Regions from separate parts of the Homo sapiens genome. Here all the other regions are linked to region 3. The links are chromatin contacts, found by Hi-C or POLR2A ChIA-PET in ENCODE. All regions are on one chromosome and are shown on one strand. The core of a region is the stretch at or near the end of the contact, and the rest is flanking DNA. Distances in the headings are between cores, read along the strand shown.

Region 1 (4,093 bases), core at 193-2,692, 670 kb before region 3:
CTGTTGCTCAGCAATCTCACAGCAAATTTGCCGAGCCTCTCCGGAATGCACAGCCAGACAGAGCTCAGCGCAAAAGCTAGAGAACCTGGCGGAGGGAGACTCACAGTGCCACAAAAAAACTTTATCTTTTCTTTTTTTTTTTCTTTTCTTTCTTTCTCTTTCTTTCTTGTCTTTCTGTCTTTCCTCTCTCTCTCTCTGTCTTTCTTTCCTCTCTTTCTTTCTTTTTTCCTACATGGCAAGATCTCCTCATGGCAGAAATAATCTGCCTTGACTTCTGTTTCCACGCTGCTTCTGCCAGGACCATGCGCTCGGCGTGTTTTTCTTTCCGCTATAATTATCCAGGCCCATCCCAGCTCTGGTCCCCTCAGCTGTTCCCTGGCAGTCCCTTCTGCTGGTGAAAACACATATGGCGCCGGCCTGACCAGGGTGTAAGTGTGTGAATATCAGGAAGATGACTGAACGTCTTTGGGACTCCGTTTCCTCATTGTAAAATGGAGGTTAATACCAGCCTTCTTCTACTCCCCAAACGCACGTGTTTGTCCCGGCCAGAGGGCCCAATTGTTGGCTGTTCACGCGTCAGTTACCCCCACAGGACGGGTCAGCCAATTAAAGGCGAACCAGGCCCGGTCCATCTCCTGACGCCTTTTCTCATCCCAGGGCTGGACAGGCAGCTGGCCTGGGCCCGGCTCTGCCTTGTCACGTGCGGGGGCCGGCCCGTTTGCTTGTCTGTGTGTAGGAGCGTGAGGTCACGCTGGGTGCTCCCGCCCCGCCGGGGCCTTTAGTGTCCTGGTCCCTAAACGCCAGGCCGCTCCACCGGGGGAGAAGGCGCGAACCCCAGCCGAGCCCAACGGCTGTTGTCGGTTGCCGGGCCACCTGTTGCTGCAGTTCTGATTGGTTCCTTCCCCCGACAACGCGGCGGCTGTAACCAATCGACAGCGAGGCCGGTCGCGAGGCCCCAGTCCCGCCCTGCAGGAGCCAGCCGCGCGCTCGCTCGCAGGAGGGTGGGTAGTTTGCCCAGCGTAGGGGGGCTGGGCCCATAAAAGAGGAAGTGCACTTAAGACACGGCCCCGCTGGACGCTGTTAGAAACCGTCCTGGCTGGGAAGGCAAGAGGTGTGTGACTGGACAAGACTTGTTTCTGGCGGTCAGTCTTGCCATCCTCACAGAGGTTGGCGGCCCGAGAGAGTGTGAGGCAGAGGCGGGGAGTGGCAAGGGAGTGACCATCTCGGGGAACGAAGGAGTAAACGCGGTGATGGGACGCACGGAAACGGGAGTGGAGAAAGTCATGGAGAGAACCCTAGGCGGGGCGGTCCCCGCGGAAAGGCGGCTGCTCCAGGGTCTCCGCACCCAAGTAGGAGCTGGCAGGCCCGGCCCCGCCCCGCAGGCCCCACCCCGGGCCCCGCCCCCGAGGCTTAAGCCGCGCCGCCGCCTGCGCGGAGCCCCACTGCGAAGCCCAGCTGCGCGCGCCTTGGGATTGACTGTCCACGCTCGCCCGGCTCGTCCGACGCGCCCTCCGCCAGCCGACAGACACAGCCGCACGCACTGCCGTGTTCTCCCTGCGGCTCGGTGAGCCTGGCCCCAGCCCTGCGCCCTTTGCGCCCCCCACGCTTGTTCTGCGTGCGCTGCCCGCTCTTCCATTTACCTTCTCTCCCACCCAAGTTTGTACTCTTTTCTTTCTCTCGGTTTTATTTTTTGTTTTTGTTTGTTTGTTTGAGACAGGCTTTCGCTCTGTCTCCCAGGCTGGAGTGCAGTGGCGCGATCTCGGCTCACTGCAGCCTCCACCTCCCAGGTTCAAGCGATCCGCCTGCCGAGTAGCTGGGATTACAGGCGCCCGCCACCACGCCTGGCTAATTTTTGTGTTTTGTAGAGATGGGGTTTCGCCATGTTGGCCAGGCTGGCCTCGAACTGCTGAGCTCAAGCAATCCGCCCGCCTCGGCCTCACAAAGTCCTAGAATTTTAGGCATGAGCCTCCGGGTCCGGCCTGTGCTAATCCTTTCTGTCCTTGGTTCTTTATTTCTCTTCTCTCTTTTTCTTAGTCCCTTTTGTTCTTTCCCTCTCCCGTTCAGTTGGCTGTCGTTTGAGCCTCCACCTTTTCACTCCCTCCTTTCCACCACGATGCCGAGCCCTGCCTTGGATGGGGACCATCAGCGATGACCACAATGACCTCTCCCTTACCAGGCAGCTCCAGGCAGTGTTCCTGCACCGCCTTTCCCAGGGCTTGGGGGCTTTTTCTAGTGGGCTTTGAGCTGCTCAATCTGGCCTCTGCAGGGCCGGCTCCCAGCCCTTCCAACCTCCTCACAGCCCGACCTGGGACCTAGCCAATTCCCGGAGAGTCTCTGTCCCATCGTGACCCCCTCACAACTCTCCCACTCACCAAAGTCTGATGACTGTGCTAGGGGGTGCTTATATAGAGTACTGAGTGTTACAAAAGCAGAAGTCTGGATGAGAACCAATTTGTGATATTAAGCAGGTGGGGTGGGGGTGGGGAGTGTACCTAGGTTCATTTTCCGCCCTGCTTTTCCCCTTTCCAGTGTGTGCACTTAACCAGTCCCTGGGCCCTGTTCCCCATCCCCCTCCAAGGCATGGATTGGGTGGGCTTGTGTGTCTTGGGGCAGGTGGCCCTTTCTAAACTCTCTGCCTTTGCTCACCCACAGGACACATAGTATGACCATTAGGTGTTTCGTCTCCCACCCATTTTCTATGGAAAACCAAGGGGATCGGGCCATGATAGCCACTGGCAGCTTTGAAGAACGGGACACCTTTAGAGAAGCTTGATCTTGGAGGCCTCACCGTGAGACCTTACAAAGCCGGGTAAGAGTCCAGTCCAAGGAAGAGGTCTCTTGCTGCCTCCTAACCCTGTGGTCTAGGGGCAGGAGTCAGCAGGGCATTAACAAAAATAATTACCATCCCCACCCCCGACAGTGAAGTGGCTCTTTCCAGTTCACAGAGCACTCTCACACCTCCCCGCTCTCATTCTGGCCCTTCAGCTGACTCGGACAAGCCAAGGATCTTGGTCCCCATTTTATAAAGGAGAAAACTGAGGCCCACGTGTAACAGTGATTGGCCCCAAGTCATCCCGGGAGCCAGCAGAAGAGCTAGGACAGGAACCTATTGTTCTAACTTCATATTGATGCTAGCTTTTGACTATCCCTGAAACCGAGATTGGTAATCAGCCCGGCTCTGAAACTGGTTATTTGCTGGGGACTGTAAAATAGGATTAACTATTTCTAGTCCTGCATTTTAATTGCTGTTAGTAGGGCCATCTTACCCACCCTCTGAAGGACCTGACTTGGCAAGCCCAAGGCAACATTCAGAATATGGCAGCTGAACCTCTGTGCACTTGTCTTTGGGCAGCAGCTGGGTCTTATTCTTCTCTGGCCTTCACAACATCCTGCAACCCAGCTCAAGGTCAGGAATGTGACAGACTCATGTCATCATATCTCTGATGCCCAGAGAAGGGATACCATTTGCCTGAGCCTTCTCAGTACTGTTTAATCAGCCTGTGAGAACTTTCCTTGTGAAAGGCCCTGTCTGTGCCTGGGGCTGATAAAACAGCAAGAACGAACTGAGGAGCTGGGCAGCAGTGCAAAGCAAATACTACCAGCTTTGGTGCCTGTAAGTGTGGCTCTTACTCATCTCACATGGAAATAAGGGCAGCCACCTTGCAGGGCTGCTCTGAGGATTGAGCTAATACAGTGCCCTGGGCGTTGGGGTGGGGAAAGTTGTGGAGCACCTCCTGGGGGAAGGGGGTGTCAGAGCAGGGAATCTGGGGAGTCCGAGGGCACCTTCATCAACCCAATCTGTCATTTGAGCACCAGTCTTCACTGAGCCTCGTGGGCAAGCTGGAGGGAAACAGGAATAAGGTCAGGCCCTGTTCTATAGGTCCCAGTGTAGTTGCTATGGTGAGTATCTTCATTTCCCTGCTTGCCCCAGCCACCTGGAGTGAGAAGCCCAAGAGGAAGCTGGGTGAGCTGTTTGTTTCCATGGGTCTCTGTGTTCACAGCTGACTCCCTTCACCAGCCAGCCCTTTCACCTGAGCCCCAGCAACAAAGGCAGTCAGGCGGGGCTCAAAGCAGCTGCTCCAATGAAGTCAAA
Region 2 (3,695 bases), core at 347-2,846, 640 kb before region 3:
CATACACTGTCCTGAATTGTTCTCAGATCCTTTCATGAGTTTGTGTCTTTTTTCTCCAACACCGCAGACTCTCCACTTATGCCACTGATCCCCTACAGGACCTGGCCCAGGAATAGGCCCATGACTGGCAACTCTGGGAGGCCTGATATCTGAACACTGGCTCCACCATTTACTAGTGCACTTGTGGGATAATAATGGCACTTAATTCTCAGGGCTGTTGTGAGGGTTAAACAGTGATGGAAAGTTCTCAGAACAGCACCTACACACTCAAAACATACACCTATTGTCACTGCCTAACTTAATTGATTGAGTTATCCTGGACTCCTCTTTTCTTCACCCTCCAGTGATCCACTTAATTACCAAGTCCATTCCCTCCCCTTTCTCTGGCCTCATCTTTTGCCTTGATTACCACGAACAGCCTCCTAAAGGGTCTCTCTCCTTCCAAGATAACTTCCACAGCCCCCCATACTTCCTCTTCTGTAACACTCATCACAGTTGTGGTGACTTATTCAACATCTATTCAGCAACAAAATCTAGCTGCATGAGGTAAGGGAGTGTCGATGTCGGATTCCGACATTTATCTCCAGCTGCTACCACTGCAGCAGGAGTGAAGTACCCTCTCAACCCTTGTGGTAGACGCTCAATAAATATTTGTTAAAAAAAAAAACATGTTTTTGGCCAGGTGCGGTGACTCACACCTATAATCCCAGCACTTGGGAAGGCTGAGGCGGGTGGATCACCAGAGGTCGGGAATTTGAGACCAGCCTGACCAAAAAGGAGAAACCCCATCTCTACTAAAAATACAAAATTAGCTGGGCATGGTGGTGCATGCCTGTAATCCCAGCTACTTGGGAAGCTGAGGCAGAAGAATCGCTTGAACCCAGGAGGTGGAGGTTGCGGTGAGCCGAGATCACGCCATTGCACTCCAGCCTGGGCAACAAGACCAAGACTCCGTCTCAAAACAAAAAACAAAAACATGTTTTCAGAAAAATGTACTGACTCCTGTTGTAGGCTTTCTTAGGAACGAGCCAGAACGTCCTTAAGATCCGATGGAAGTATTCAGGAATGTAGTTTAGTCAATGCTGAAAACCTCCATCATGGCCAGAATTGAATTTAAAACATCCATCTGGCCTGGCCACTCCCTTGTTCACAAGCCTCTGGTTCTCCATAATATTCAAGATAAAGTTCAAATGGCTCCTTTGTCCCCACTTCATTGCTGGGAAAAGCAAGGCACCCAGGAGAGGATATAGGGCATGGAGCATAAAGGGAGATGGGTTGGGAGCAGATTGAGGAACTAAAGAGTTCAAATTTCCAACCTGGGCCCTGACCCAGACCAAAGCCAGGATACAGGTATGCAAGAAGTGAAAGGAGGAACAAGGTTTACCTTGTCTGCGCTAAGCTGTGCAGGAAAGCTCGTTTTGGAAGAGAAGAGGGCAGGGCCTGCCCCAGCACACCCCTAAGGCCTGGCTCCCACCCCAACTTACGCCTGCTTGATCTGGGCATCCTCTGAATTGCGAGTGATCCCGAGCACAGAGTAATAATCCTGGCCCATGGCTGGCTAGCTGGCAGTCAGGCCCTGGATAGTCCTCAGACTCTAGCAAGGCTGTTAGTTGGCTTCCTTGGTTGCTCCTGACAACCGCACAGGTGCACTCTGGGAGTTGTAGTCCCACTTCCCTAAACAAATTTCAGCTCTGCCACAGAGAGGAGTCAGTGAAAGGACTGGGGGAGAGCTGGGGCTGATTCTGCGACCCTGTGAAAGGTCACTCAACTCGGAAATTGAAGACTCACAGGGCTCTGTTTTATTTTGTTTTTGTTTTTAAAGAGAGCAGTAATTAGTTTTAATAAAAAGGTTTTAGAAGAAATGCATTTGGCTAATTTTTTAAAAATACATTTATTTTAGAACAGTTTTAGAGTTTAGAAAAGTTGAGAAGACAGTACAGAGAGTTCCCATATACCTCACATCCACATTCTCCTATTTTATTATTATTATTATCATTATCATGTTTTTGAGACAGGGTCTTCACTCTGTCACCCAGGCTGGTGGGCAGTGGCAGGATCACACCTCACTGCAGTCTCAACCTCCCAGGCTCAAGGGATTCTTCCACCTCAGCCTTCCAAGTAGCTGAGACACAGGCGTGCACTACCATGCCTGGCTAATTTTTGTATGTTTTGTAGAGATGGGGTTTCACCATGTTGCCCAGACTGGTCTTGAACTCTTGGGCTCGGCTTGGCCTCCCAAAGTGCTGGGATTACAGGTGTGAGCCACTGCATTCACATTCCCCTATTATTAACATCTTACATTAGTATGGTACATTTGTCACAAATAATGACCAATATTGATACATTATTATTAACTAAAATCCACATTTTATTCAGATTTACTAGTTGTTTTAACCTAATATCTTATTTCTGTTCCGGACCCCATCCAGGATGCCACGTTACACTTAGCTGTTGCATCTCCTCTGGTGCCTCCTGACTGTGACAGTTTCTCAGACTTTCCATGTTTTTGATGACCTTGACAGTTTAAGTAATAATGGTCAGGTGTTTTGTAGAATGTCCTGCAATTGGAATTTGTTTGGTGTTTTTCTTTTTGTTTGTTTGTTTTTGTTTTTTGAGATGGAGTCTCACTCCATCGCCCAGGCTGGAGTGCAGTGGCACAATTTCAGCTCACTGCAACCTCTGCCTCCCGGGTTCCAGCGATTCTCCTGCCTCAGCCTCCCAAGTAGCTGAGATTACAGGCATGTGCCACCATGCCCGGCTAATTTTTGTTATTTTTACTAGAGACGGGGTTTCACCATGTTGGCCAGGCTGGTCTCAAACTCCTGACCTCAAGTGATCCACCCACCTCAGCCTCCCAAAGTGTTGGGATTACAGGCGTGAGCCACCGCGCCAGCCCTCCTTCCCCACTTGCTGTATTGCACTCTTTGGAAGGCAGTCACTGTGCGGCCCACCCTTACAGTGAGGGAGTTATGCTCCACCTCTCTGAGTACAGCAGAGCCCTGTTTTCCATGCACATCCCAAATCCAACTGGTCACCAAGCTCAGTCCATTCTGCTTCCTAGACAACCTCTCAAGCCCAGCTCCTCTGCTCTTCCTCCTCATAATCAGGGCCCAGCTCTGGATTCATCTTTCAGCAAGACCACAACAACTTCCTCGCGGGCCTGCCTGCCTTGTCTCTGTTCTGCAAAGCCCACACTCCTCATTACTTCGAGTGAACTCCAAACTGCTTACCATGGCACACAGGCCCTCTGTGATCTGGTGCCTCCCTTTCCACCTGAGCTCTCACCACTGCCCTACACGCACCCACTGCTTGTCAGAATGGACTGCAGTGCCTGCCACTGCCCAAACCAGCCATCCCCTCTCCTCATTCACCTCTGCTGCTACCTCTGCTCAGAACCTCCCACCCCACCCACCACAGACCCTCGCCTCAACCCAGCTAACTTCTATTTGTTTTTTCTTCTTAGGAAGAAAAAGAGCAGCATTAGAACATTCCTTGTTGAAGGAATATTGCCCCGATGTGCCCCTCCCTACCTGTTTGTAATTCTCTTGCTTTTCTTTAGAGCTTTACTCCATATGCCTGTACCCAGTGGTGTGCTGTTTTGTGGCATTTGCCAGTTCTTCCCAAGCCAGTACAAGCCAGCTCCAGTGCCACACTGCAAATATCCACAGCAACATATTTACCTTTTCATATTTTTG
Region 3 (3,516 bases), core at 798-3,297:
TGGTGCGGGGCAGGCGGCGGGCCATGGGCTTCTCAGAGCAGGTGAATGACTTTGCTCTCCGCAGAGTGGCTGTCAAGTCCTTGAGTGTGGGGCGCGTGCCAGGTGATGCTGGGGCTGGGATGGGTATGGGTTCAAGTTGCCCCACAGGGCCACCTGCGGATGGTGAGTCTCTGCCATCTAGGGGGTTGCTTCCACGGTCCCCGGAGCTCCCACCAGGTTTTCGGACCCTCAGCTCTGAAAGGTCTGAGCGCAGGAAACTGAGAAGCGTCAGGGTCTCTGAGGCGATATCTGGATTTGACAGGGACTTCCGCTGTCGACTCTTTTCAGGCTCAAATCCTCCATCCCTCAATGCCCTAGAGGTGCCTCCAGGTCCTTTGGCACGGGTTCGAGCCTGGGACCGCAGGAGCCCTTCCCCAGCTCCAAAGCTAGGGGAGCGGTACACGCCCCAGCCCCCAGAACCCCTACTAGACCATAGGTCGTCGTCCTTGAGGGTCTCCGTGCTGGAATAACGGCTGCTACCGCGGGAGCCTGCGGGGCTGGCCAGGTACGAGGGAAAGCTCACCTTGGCCACACGGAAAGCTCCTCCCACAGAGTCAGACATAGGCCGAAGTCCCTCCTGGGGACCTGGGACGCAGGGCGGAGAGCCACTACCCCACTCCCGGAGTCCTTCTTCTCTAGGGGCTCTTGGAGATGTTGGGGGCTCAGGGCTCCCAGAAACCCCTGCTGAGTTCATGCTGCTTAGATTTAACCCATCACTGTCAGGCCTGCAGTCCTGATCCAATAGGGAGCTTCCAGGCCTGAGCCCGGGCCTCCCTCCCCAGCGGTGGCCGCCCTCACCGTCTCGGTCGTCGTCACTGCCCGAGGAGTGGCCGCCGTGGTAGGCCGGACTCTGGGCTCCAGGCAGCTGCGGCGGGCCCTCCTCTTCCTCCTCGCTGGAGCTGGCAGCACGACTGCGGCTGACAGGATAGGAGGCGGCGATGGAGGAGGAGGAGCAGGAGGCCCGGGCCCCGGCCTGCGGTTGGGAGAAGATATGCCAAGAATGTAAACCATCCGCTGGACGCTGCGCCCGCTCCTGTTGCTGCTGCGGCCGGCGCAGCCTCCCTTCGGTCTCCGGCCCGGTCAGGGGCCGCGCCGAACGCAGACCCGCCAGGGGGAAGCATGTCCGAGGGGGTGGCGTCGGTGGCTGCCGCGACTCCCGAGCCGGAGGCTCCCACGCGGCACCGTCGGGGCTGGGCGTTCCTGGGGATTCAGAGTCGGCGCTGGGCCTCCTGGAGCCAGGACCGCCGAAGAGCTTGCGCATCTCGGTGACGCTGGGCCAGGCTCCTCGCGCTGGGCCCTCGGCCGCTTCTTCCGCGGCCGCGGGTAAGACGCCTCCGTCTCGGGTCCCAGCGGAGCCGTCGTCCAGACGCGGCGCGTCGAAGCGCCGGGAGAGCTGGCGAACCGACGGCGAGAGGCTGCGGAGCGGGCGCGGCTGCGCGGGGGCGGCCAGGGGCCCAGACGCCAGCTTGGACACGCGCCGAGAGGGCTGGCCCCGGGCAGCCGTGGTCGGCCGGCACGAGGCGCGTCGCCTCAAGCCGGGGGTGTCCGTGTCCTCCTCCCTCAGCCCGGGGCCGCCGCTCCAGCGCTCCAGCAGCTTGAACGAGACGCTGCGGTAAAGCTGGGGCCGGGGTGCCCCGTCCGCCATAGTGGCGTAACTCACTCCGGGGGGGCTGGCCTCGGGCAGCCGCGGCCAACCCCCCCTGCGCCCCCACTCCCTAGGAGCGCAGCGGCCCACGCCGAAAGCAGCGCACGGGAGTGTGGGAAGAGGACGCAGAGACCGGAGCAGAGGTTTCTCTGCCGCGGCTCAAGTTTCTGTGGCCACCGGCCGCAACGTCTCCATCCCGGGCGGCCCCTCCCGCCTCAGCGCCGACCCCCAGGCCCAGCCCCCGCCGCGGCTGGAGCGACCAGGGGCACCGCGGCACCGCCTGGGCGGGATCCCAGCGCTTGGTTCCTCGACTCTGCGTCCGCCTGCCCAACGCCCTTGGCTGCTCGCTCCTGGCACCCTTTTGTTGCAAATAAACTTTGCGGCAGAGGCAAGGGGGCGGGGGGCGGGGCCTCGCGCCCAAAAGAGGGGGTGGGCTCCGGGCGTGCGCGAGCCTGGGAACCGCGTGGTGGGAGGGAATCAGGGAGGAGCCGAAGAAGAAAAAGCCTGCTGGAGGACTTGCAGACTGAGGCGACCCTCTGGCCCTCCAGAGAGGTCCCTCGGGAGCCCAGCAGGCCGAGCTGCCCCCAGGGAGTCGCTGAGACACACACAACCGCTGAGCGTGCTCAGCTCCGCAGACTCGCAGCCAGGGCGCCGCGTCCACCGCGGGCCACCAGCCTCCGCGCGGAAACACCTCCTGCCCAGGGGCTCCAACATGGCAACCTCGGACTCACAAACTCTCGTACACACTGACACTCAGGTGCACGCAGACGCACACTCTCTGGGCCGGGAAAGGGGTGGGACTCGGCGCCAGGGAGAGCCCGGGGAGCCGCGGGCTAACTGAAGGGTCCGTCGCGCCCTACTCCCCGCCCAGGCCACGCCTCCTCCCCTTCCCTCCCCCTCCCCGCCCGCCCTCTGCGGCGAATTTAGCTGTAGCCACGCCCTTGTCCCCCCATCTCGCTCCCAAGCGCCCCGCCCATCCCACCTCCCAGCCGCCTGTCCGGCTCCGACCGGCCCCCAACCCGCCCAGCGTTGCTCCAGAAGTCCCACCCTTCACGACCGCGCCCCCACCCCTACTTTTCCAGCTGCCACGCCTTCCACCTGCCCCTGCAGTCTGGCGGCTCTTCTCCTGGACTCTCCGCCTGGATCCCCGAGCCTTTTCTTCTTGCTCTGGAGTACGCGGCTCTTGCGCCCCCTCGCGGCGTGATTTTCCCAACGCACGGAGTCCTGGACGGATAAAGCAGCACCCATCCCCCAAAAACGGAGAGTTGTGAAAACTTCCTTTCAGTCGTTACCTAATCCCCTTAGTCTTTTTCAGACCTTCGCAAAGCGCACTGCCCCTTCTTAGGCCTTATACACAAAAGGAGCTTCGACGGGAACGCCCTCGACTTCCCACTGCCAAACCTATACTCTTACCCGCAGCTGCTTCACCTTCTTGGCAGGAAAAGTGTCGGTTGTTTCTCTGGCTTCACGCTGATCCCTCGCTTGAGCTCCCCTCCCGCCCCTGCCTCCGTCTGAGTCTCACATTGTTCTCGGTATTGGGGCATCATCCCCTTCCGCATTCCCACCTGCCTCTAGATCCCATTCATCCTCCCGGCCCAACTAACGAATGAACGAACGAATGAAAATGTATGGAGTACCTATAATGTATGGGCAATATTATTTAACTTATTTTTTAAAATCCACAAACCACCCTTGGGGACAAATATTATTACCCCTTCTCTGTGGACCGTGAAGGAGAAGTAACTTTGACCACTATGCAAGTCAGGAAATAGCAGCTCCTGCTAAAATTCAGATTTCAGGGGCTTCAAACACCATGCTCCTCCAGCCAGCTC
Region 4 (3,537 bases), core at 248-2,747, 570 kb before region 3:
TAATGGAAAGGGTCTATGCATTTAAGACAGAAAGATCTAGGTTGACAGCAACCCTCTATCATTTGACGAGATGCATGATCTTGGGCAAATTAAGCCTTCTGATTCTGGTGCTGTATTTTCTCATAGGTAGCTAGTGGCACTTCATGTTATTGTTCTTTATTACTTATCACATTCTGTGTACTAGCAACTAGTCTGTATTTTAGCCCACCTAAATTAAGTAAGGTATAAATTTAGTAAGGTGTAAATTTCTTAAATGCAGAAGGCTATGTTTCATTCATCTTCACCATTGTTTCAATTTGAAAAACCCTTATTAGTAGTAGCAGTTGCCAAATATAGCACTGCTATATTCATCCTGAAGCCTAGAGAAATAACTGGAATAGTATAAGATCAATAAATGTTAGATGAATGAATAGTTTGCTGTGTATTCCTAATTAAGACGTCAGCTTTTCTTCTTTTTTGAGATGAGTATCGCTCTGTCACCCAGGCTGGAGTGCAGTGGTGCAATCTCGGCTCACTGCAACCTCCACCTCCTGGGTTCAACCGATTCTCCTGCCTCAGCCTCCCGAGTAGCTGGGATTATAGGCGCCCACCACCAAGCCCGACTAATTTCTGTATTTTTAGTAGAGACGGAGTTTCACCATGTTGGTCAGGCTGGTCTCGAACTTCTGACCTCAACTGATCCACCAATCTCAGTTTTCCAAAGTGCTGGGATTACAGGCATGAGCCACTGCGCCTGGCCTGGATGTCAGCTTCTTGAAGAGCAGGAACCATCACTTATATTTAGAGTATACATCTGAGCTCCACCAAGCATCCAGTATGGGGCCTGGACACAGTATTAGTTTCCTTAATAGTATCGTCCAGTATGCCTAATATAGCATTAGGGGCCTAGGAGAATACAAAGGTTCCATCACATACACAAAGTGGTGGTGAGTACAGAGACTTCTGGAAGTAACTGACGACTAATCAATATTTGCTAAATGACTGCTTGGCCAAAAGCCTTCCTGCCTCCCAGTATCCCTGTCTTTCTCCAACTCACTGATACTAGTTCTGACGCGGGGATCACACAGCTCATGTGCTCCCTTGGCCTAGGGATAGCTTTTCAGAGAATGACCATACGGGTTTGATACTTCTTTTTCCGGACCCTGTTCCCTCCATATCCCTCGACAATTGACGAAGTAACCCCTATTGATATCCTGGACCAGGCATGGCTCTCCTTGACGCAAAGCAACATCCACTACCCGCCTCCTCTGACTCTGTTCTGGGCCTGGATTCACCTGAGGGCTTGCGCCCAGTCGCTCTGAATCCTCAAAGGCGCCGCCATCTCGACCCCGCCTCCACCAGCCCACCTCTTCCGCCCCTTCCCGGAAGTGAGTCCCCGAGAAGCGTGCGGCGAGGACAGAGGTGGGCTCAACACCAAGAGGCCACCAATGAAAACGTGACTTTTTCACATTCCCCGCCCCTTCCGTGTGCACGCTCCCCACGAGGGGCTGGTTCCTGAAAGGATGTACAGAGGATCCCCAACCGCCTGCGAAACCCAAGCCGCCGCGTAGGAGCGTGCGTTCGGGCCCTCTTCTCCCACCTGTTCGGTGAGCATCGCGTACCGCGTTCTTCAGGAGGCGTTGCGGGCACAACGGGGCTGCGATCAGCGGCCGCGCGCGCGCATGCGTCCTCAAAGTTCAAAGTCCTCGATACGCCTGAGGCGCCTCAGGCCTCGTGGCTGCCAGCATTTTTCTGCTTTAAGATCCTTTCCATGACTTCCTTGTTTAGGCCAGCCTCCACGATCCAGCTGCCAACCATCTAGCCTACCCTGATCTCTGAGCAGGGGTCGTCGTCATTTTACTCCAGAGGAGACTGAAGCCAAAAGGTGGTGAGAGGAGAGTACAGCAGCATTTACTGAGTCCTATAGTAGCCCAAGCGCTTTTCATTCGTTATATTAATCTTCATTCTAATTGTGCGAATTAAATATTATTAATGGGAAAACTAAAATGAAAAAGATTACATAGTAAGGCGTAGTGCTGGGATTTGAACACGGATCTCTTGGTTTAGGATCAAGGCACTTTCTATTCCACTGTTCTTTCTCTAAATTATTTGCTCCTGGCCCTATTTAAAGAGTTAACAGTGTATTTAGGAAGAGAAAACTATCATTTATTGAACTCTTTAGACATACCAGCCTCCTTACAAACCTTACCTTTTTTTTTTTCTTTTTTTTTTTTTTTGAGACAGGGTCTCCCGCTGTAACCCAGGCTGGAATGCAGTGGCGTGATCACGGCTCACAGTGTTGCCCAGGCTGGGCGCAAACCATCCTCCCGCCTCAGCCTCCCAGTGTTGGGATTACAGGCGTGAGCCATGGCACCCGGCTTCATCTCTGTGCTTCCAGAGAGGTTATTAAATGATGTGTCCAAGGGCACCAAATGAGGCAGTGACAAAGCTAGGTCCAAGTCTGTTTCAAAGCCCATTTTCTCCCTCTTGCTTAAGTTATACCGCCTCCAAGGCAAATGAGTTGTGTAAAGTGCCTAACTCCCTCTTGTGATTCCCCATTGCCCTCAGAATAAAAAGTCTTAAACTCCCTACTATGTCCTACAAAGCCTTGTGATGATCACTTACTTATATCGCCAGTTTAATATTGTCTTATTCTCACACTGTATTCTCCCATCACTGAACTTTTTTTTTTTTTTGCTCTCATGTGTCAGATTCTATCTCAACCACCTGCTCTTCCATTGACCAAAAATAGTTTTCCCATCTCTGGCTAACTTCTGTTCCATCTGTCAAGTTTCAGCTTGGAAATCACTTCCTCTAGGAAGCCTTCCCTGCCTATTCCTGCCCTTGTCTGGATTAGGCATCCCTCCACTGTGGTCCCAGTCTTTGCTATCTGTACACTGTGTAGTAAACTGCCCTGTTTCCTTGTCTAGGTTGTAAACTCCATGAAGCCAGGAACTTAACTGACTTAGACAGTCTTGAATCCTCAGCACTAGCATAGTGCCTGGTACATGATAGGTACTTAATCATTTGTTGAGTGAATGAGAGACACAGTTAAGGCAATAAGGAGTCCTAGTTGCTTTACAGCCCATCATGGTGAAATTTTTGCAAAGGCTGAAGTCATTTCTCTTCAAACCTTAAGTTCCTTCTGTATGCTGCTTTCTGCTGAGTGTTCTGATGCAGACGGGCAAGACAGTTTGGGCAAATAAATACACCTCACATTTTTGTATAGTTTACAAAGCCATCTCACCTTATAGACCCAGAGGCCAGGTTTCTGCATACTGTATGCTACAGCCACAGTGAACTCTTTCCATCCTTCCCATGTGTCAAAACCTACCCATATTTGGGCACTCTTTCACTTTGTTTGTTTGTTTGTTTTGGAGATGGAGTCTCACTCTGTCACCCAGGCTGGAGTGCAGTGGCACGATCTTTGGCTCACTACAACCTCCGCCCCTTGGGTTAAAGCGATTCTCCTGCCTGAGCCTCCCGAGTAGCTGGGATTACAGGTGCCTGCCATCACGCCCGCCTAATTTTTGTATTTTTAGTAGAGACGGGGTTTCA
Region 5 (3,747 bases), core at 762-3,261, 570 kb after region 3:
TGTCCCTTAGTCATTAATAAAACTGTGGTTTAGCATTTTATTAGGGTGATGCTGGTAGGGTTGCTGCAGGAAGGTTGTTAAAAGGTCCTGCCTCCCACCAGGTCCACTGTGTGTGGGTGTGCGTGTTGTGCACTGCTCAAAGGTGCCTGGCAGGTGTAGGGAAGTGAGGGCCAGAAGAAGGAGGACTGAAACCCAGCCTGTCCTCTTCTTGCTCAGCTGCTTCCCTTGGTGTGGGGCTCCTGGAAGAAGAGGAATCTTTTTCTTATTTGCCTAAAGGCCCCACCTGGGTTGGAGACAGCTCTTCTCCCCCTGCTCCCCACAGTCCCCAAGGGGAGCTGGTGAGTTCATTGTATGATGGGAGTGTGCCATGCCAGGGCATTCCAGGGGAGGTCCAGAATGCCGTGAAGTCAGGTCTGGTCTGGAGCTCTGCAGGGGGACATGGCTGGAGGTAGGCTGTGGTAGTCATTGGTGTCTGGGGTAACCGAGAACCTCAGGATGTGGAGGGAGTCTAGCCCAGAGCCTGGCTACAAGCCTAGCACCCAGGGTCAGGACTAGCCAAGACCTTAGGGCTAGGGACAGGAAGTGACTGCCTGACGGCAGAGGAGTGAGCAGAAGAGCACGCTGGCCTCCAGTACACATGCGGTGGCGTGTCATGGTCATCTGGGTGCCAGGCTCTAGGAGGCAGGGAGTGACAGCTCTACTTTGTGGAGGGGAAACTGAGGCTCAGAATGTGATGTGACTTGCCCCAGGCTTCAGACAAGAAATGGTGGAGCCAGGACTGGAACCAGACTTGCCTTGCATACTGGGTGGGGAGGGGGCCCAGGCCTGGAGCCGAGGGACATTGCTGATAGACCCCCAACTCCCCACCAGCAAGCTGAGGCAGCTCTTCATTCCCCCGGCTCTGGGGTCCCACTCAGTCCTCACTGCCCTGAGGGGCTGCTCCCCATCAGCCACCAGCACTCCGGAGACCCCAGAAGACAGGCCACACCACACATGGGCCAGGACAGGAATCTCCTGGTGCCAGGGAGAGTTATAGGGCAGAGATGCGGCCTGGGGTAGGACAGGAGACCCCAGTGTGCCTTCCTGAGACTGTTATGTGGTGGCCACCAGTCCCCGAGAGATGGAAAATAGGCTGCTTGGCCCAGAGATCGGTCAGCTGCCCACTCGAAGGCTGTACCTGCTGCCTTTCCTGGCAGGGCTGGAGGGAGGTGGCTTCTGCAGAGGCGTGGGGGCCACTTCTGCACCCTCTGGGCTGGGAACCCAGCCCCCACTAGTTCCTCATATCTGCGGAAGTGCCTCTAACACTCTTGCCTGAGTGAGCGGAGCCTGGAGAAGGCCCAGGAGGGCAGCAGACCGAAGAGGCCCTATGCAGAGGTATCACCTGGTGACTGGGCCGGGGAGGGGGCCAAGGGTGGGGTATTGGGCTGTGGGGTTGTTGCACACAGTTGAATTGCTGGTAGGAGCTGTGTGTGGTGGGAAAGGGCAGATCTGAGGTGTGGCCATTGGGTGGGGTGGTAGGTGTGTGTGGCCCTGGGAGATGTGTGGCCCTTGAGGTAGTGTGAGGTGTGCATTTGTGGTACCAGTGGGGTGTGGTTTGTAGACCCAGGCCTGGCCAGAGCTGGCTGTGTATGTTCTTGGTTCCTGTTGGGGAGCTCCGAGGAGTTTCCTGAGGTCTGGATGCTGGGGTCGCTGCCCTGCCTGCCTGTGCTGGGACAGCTGGGCCCAGGGTAGGGGATGAGGCTGTATAAGGGAGGTGGTGGTGGACAAGCTGAGGCCTCAGTTAGGACCCCTAGCCTGCCTTCCTCCCCTCCTTGCTCCCCATAGGGCTAGGTCTTTCCTTGAACCCAGGGCAGAGGCCTGTGCGGAGGGGAGCTGAGGATGCAATCAGGGGAGGCGGCCTGGCCAAGAGGACTCCAGAGCTGGGTGTGGAAAGGGTTAGGACCTTTAAGGCTGCCCTGATCCAGGGCTGACTCATGCAAATCAGAATGCAAAACAGGCTCAGGGAGGCCTCAAGAGAGAGCCACACCCACACGGTCAGCAGACTATGCAGGTGACGGAGGGCCAGCCATTGAGCCTTTCTCTCTAAACATCTTCTGTTCCCACCCCACTGACATCTCCTGTCACCAAATTCACCAGGTCCTTTTCTGTCCCTGGGCTTTGCACACCCAGTCCCCTTTGCCTGGAATGGCCTCCACCTGGCCACCTCCTACTTATCCTTCAAGGCCCAAGTCAGGGGTTCCTTCTAGAAGCCTCCCTTACTTCACCAGACAGAAGCAGTCACGTCCTCTGAAGGCCCCGTGAGCTCCAGCAGGTGACCTGGTGAGTTTCTACCTCACACAGCTTCCATGACATTGACATAGAGAAGAATCACAGGCCTTAGGGTTGTTATAAGAACAAATGAGGGACTGGGTGCGGTGGCTCACGCCTGTACTCCCAGCACTTTGGGAGGCCAAGAGGGGAAGCTCGCATGAACTCAGGAGTTCGAGACCAGCCTGGGCAACGTGGCAAAACCCCATCTCTACAAAAAGTACAAATATTAGCCAGGCATGGTGCATGCCCCTGTAGTCCCAGCTACTCTGGAGAGGCTGAGGTAGGAGGATCACTTGAGCCCAGGAGGCTGAGGTTGCAGTGAGCTGAGATCACACCACTGCACTCCAGCCTGGGTGACAGAGTGACCCTGTTTCAAAAAAAAAAAAAAGAACAAATGAGATGAAGGAGAAAATCTAGCAGGGGCTGGGCACATGGTTGCCAAATGGTGTGCATTTAGGGAAAGAAGGAAGCTGGAGGGTGCCTGTCTTTGGCTAAGGCTCTGGGTCATCTTCTTGCTGGGCCGGTGAAACAGGTCACTAGTCAGTAGTGGGTAGAGATATTACCATGGAGTTGCTGGGCTGGGACAGAGAAGGGGTGATGAGATTTGAACTCTGACCTTGGGGTTGAAATGGTAGGTAGAGGACAGAAGGGCAAAAGTTTTGGTTCCAGCAAGAAGTACTCAAGCCAGACGTGAAGAAGGACTGGCTGACAAGGATTAGAGATTCCAGGCGACCCTTACCTCTGGACTGGGACTGAGTGCACCTGTGAGCCCAGCCAGGTCCTGGGCACCACTGTGGACAGCAGAGGAGATAAGAAGGGGTATGGACTCTCAGGATACTCCAGGATACATGGGGGATTGGGTGGAGGTGGACCCCCACAAAACAAGCAACCAAAGAGAGAGCAGAAGCAGTGCCGAGATATGGGGCTCAGCCTCAGAGGACTAGGAGCTTGAGGGGGCAGTCAGGGCAGACTTTTTGGAGGAGCTGGCCTGGAGCCACCTGAAGATGGGAGGATGTGGTTTACTCACTCATTGTCAGCAGACAACTTTGGGGGCTCCCTGTTTGCCAGGCCAGTGCCTACTGTGAGAAGTGACATGGAGGAAGTCATGGACAGGGCCAGCCCAGCCTGGCTGGGGGTTGGGGTATGTCACTGACAACTTGAGCAAGTCACTTCCTCCCTGTGGGTGTTTGTTTCTTCGTCTGTAAACGTCAGAGCTGGATGAAGTTGAATGACAGACCAAGGAGTGCTCGAAGGCACTGGGAACCATGGAAAGGCTTTGAGTGGGGGTGGGACTGTAGTTGGCACAGTGGAGAGACGCTGGAGGGACATGAGAGAGAAGGAGAGGCAGGATGGGGGTGTGGGGGTGCTGAAGTCTGATTGGGCCATTAGGGTGGAGAGGAGGGAAACCCCTCAGCTCTTGGCTGTGCTGTCGCAACA

What was found. A loop is a pair of places that touch in the nucleus more often than their neighbours do. ChIA-PET counts read pairs that join two places held with the same protein, here RNA polymerase II (POLR2A). Pooled maps may share reads with other maps.
Region 1: a loop to region 3 is called in a map with no recorded cell type, with 6 times the contacts of the local background. The contact joins the promoter of UCP2 here to the promoter of ARHGEF17 in region 3. A Hi-C loop is called at or near these places in 1 of 37 single-sample maps with no recorded cell type and 3 of 50 pooled maps. POLR2A ChIA-PET finds 5 or more read pairs at or near these places in 2 of 52 experiments (Caco-2 and GM10248).
Region 2: a loop to region 3 is called in a pooled map, with 3 times the contacts of the local background. The contact joins the promoter of DNAJB13 here to the promoter of ARHGEF17 in region 3. A Hi-C loop is called at or near these places in 1 of 50 pooled maps. POLR2A ChIA-PET finds 5 or more read pairs at or near these places in 2 of 52 experiments (A549 and Caco-2).
Region 4: a pooled map shows a loop between it and region 3 (4-fold over the local background). The contact joins the promoter of COA4 here to the promoter of ARHGEF17 in region 3. A Hi-C loop is called at or near these places in 1 of 37 single-sample maps with no recorded cell type and 5 of 50 pooled maps. POLR2A ChIA-PET finds 5 or more read pairs at or near these places in 3 of 52 experiments (A673, MCF 10A and activated T-cell).
Region 5: a loop to region 3 is called in a pooled map, with 2.6 times the contacts of the local background. The contact joins the enhancer-like site here to the promoter of ARHGEF17 in region 3. A Hi-C loop is called at or near these places in 2 of 168 maps with a recorded cell type or tissue (A673 and Right ventricle myocardium superior) and 8 of 50 pooled maps. POLR2A ChIA-PET finds 5 or more read pairs at or near these places in 4 of 52 experiments (BJ, PC-9, WTC11 and 1 more).

Annotation. Positions count from the first base shown.
Region 1 is chr11:73,980,192-73,984,284 of GRCh38, reverse strand. UCP2 (uncoupling protein 2) reads left to right here and starts at 1,442. Exons shown (of 8, transcript NM_003355.3): 1 at 1,442-1,564; 2 at 2,653-2,809. RefSeq lists enhancers at 105-605, 3,857-3,916 and silencers at 862-1,021, 1,322-1,531.
Region 2 is chr11:73,948,927-73,952,621 of GRCh38, reverse strand. DNAJB13 (DnaJ heat shock protein family (Hsp40) member B13) reads right to left here and starts at 1,596. Exons shown (of 8, transcript NM_153614.4): 1 at 1,485-1,596. The coding sequence starts at 1,552.
Region 3 is chr11:73,306,807-73,310,322 of GRCh38, reverse strand. It overlaps ARHGEF17 (Rho guanine nucleotide exchange factor 17), which reads right to left and starts at 2,047. Exons shown (of 21, transcript NM_014786.4): 1 at 1-2,047. The coding sequence starts at 1,684. ARHGEF17-AS1 (ARHGEF17 antisense RNA 1) reads left to right here and starts at 962. Exons shown (of 3, transcript NR_147696.1): 1 at 962-1,651; 2 at 1,759-2,441; 3 at 2,767-2,812. RefSeq lists enhancers at 232-1,052, 1,058-1,935 and silencers at 1,356-1,575, 1,806-2,135, 2,536-2,675.
Region 4 is chr11:73,874,806-73,878,342 of GRCh38, reverse strand. It overlaps COA4 (cytochrome c oxidase assembly factor 4 homolog), which reads left to right and starts at 1,497. Exons shown (of 2, transcript NM_016565.3): 1 at 1,497-1,586. It overlaps PAAF1 (proteasomal ATPase associated factor 1), which reads right to left and starts at 1,344. Exons shown (of 12, transcript NM_025155.3): 1 at 1,275-1,344. The coding sequence starts at 1,321. RefSeq lists enhancers at 1,107-1,176, 1,197-1,246.
Region 5 is chr11:72,736,580-72,740,326 of GRCh38, reverse strand. All of the region lies in intron 1 of ARAP1 (ArfGAP with RhoGAP domain, ankyrin repeat and PH domain 1), which reads left to right. Among named protein-coding and RNA genes, the nearest start is that of ARAP1, 14 kb to the left of the region's middle. RefSeq lists enhancers at 3,188-3,287, 3,458-3,637. Within about 2 kb of position 2,011, at least 17 of the 41 ENCODE cell types and tissues checked have a DNase peak (open chromatin) inside an H3K27ac peak, as active enhancers do.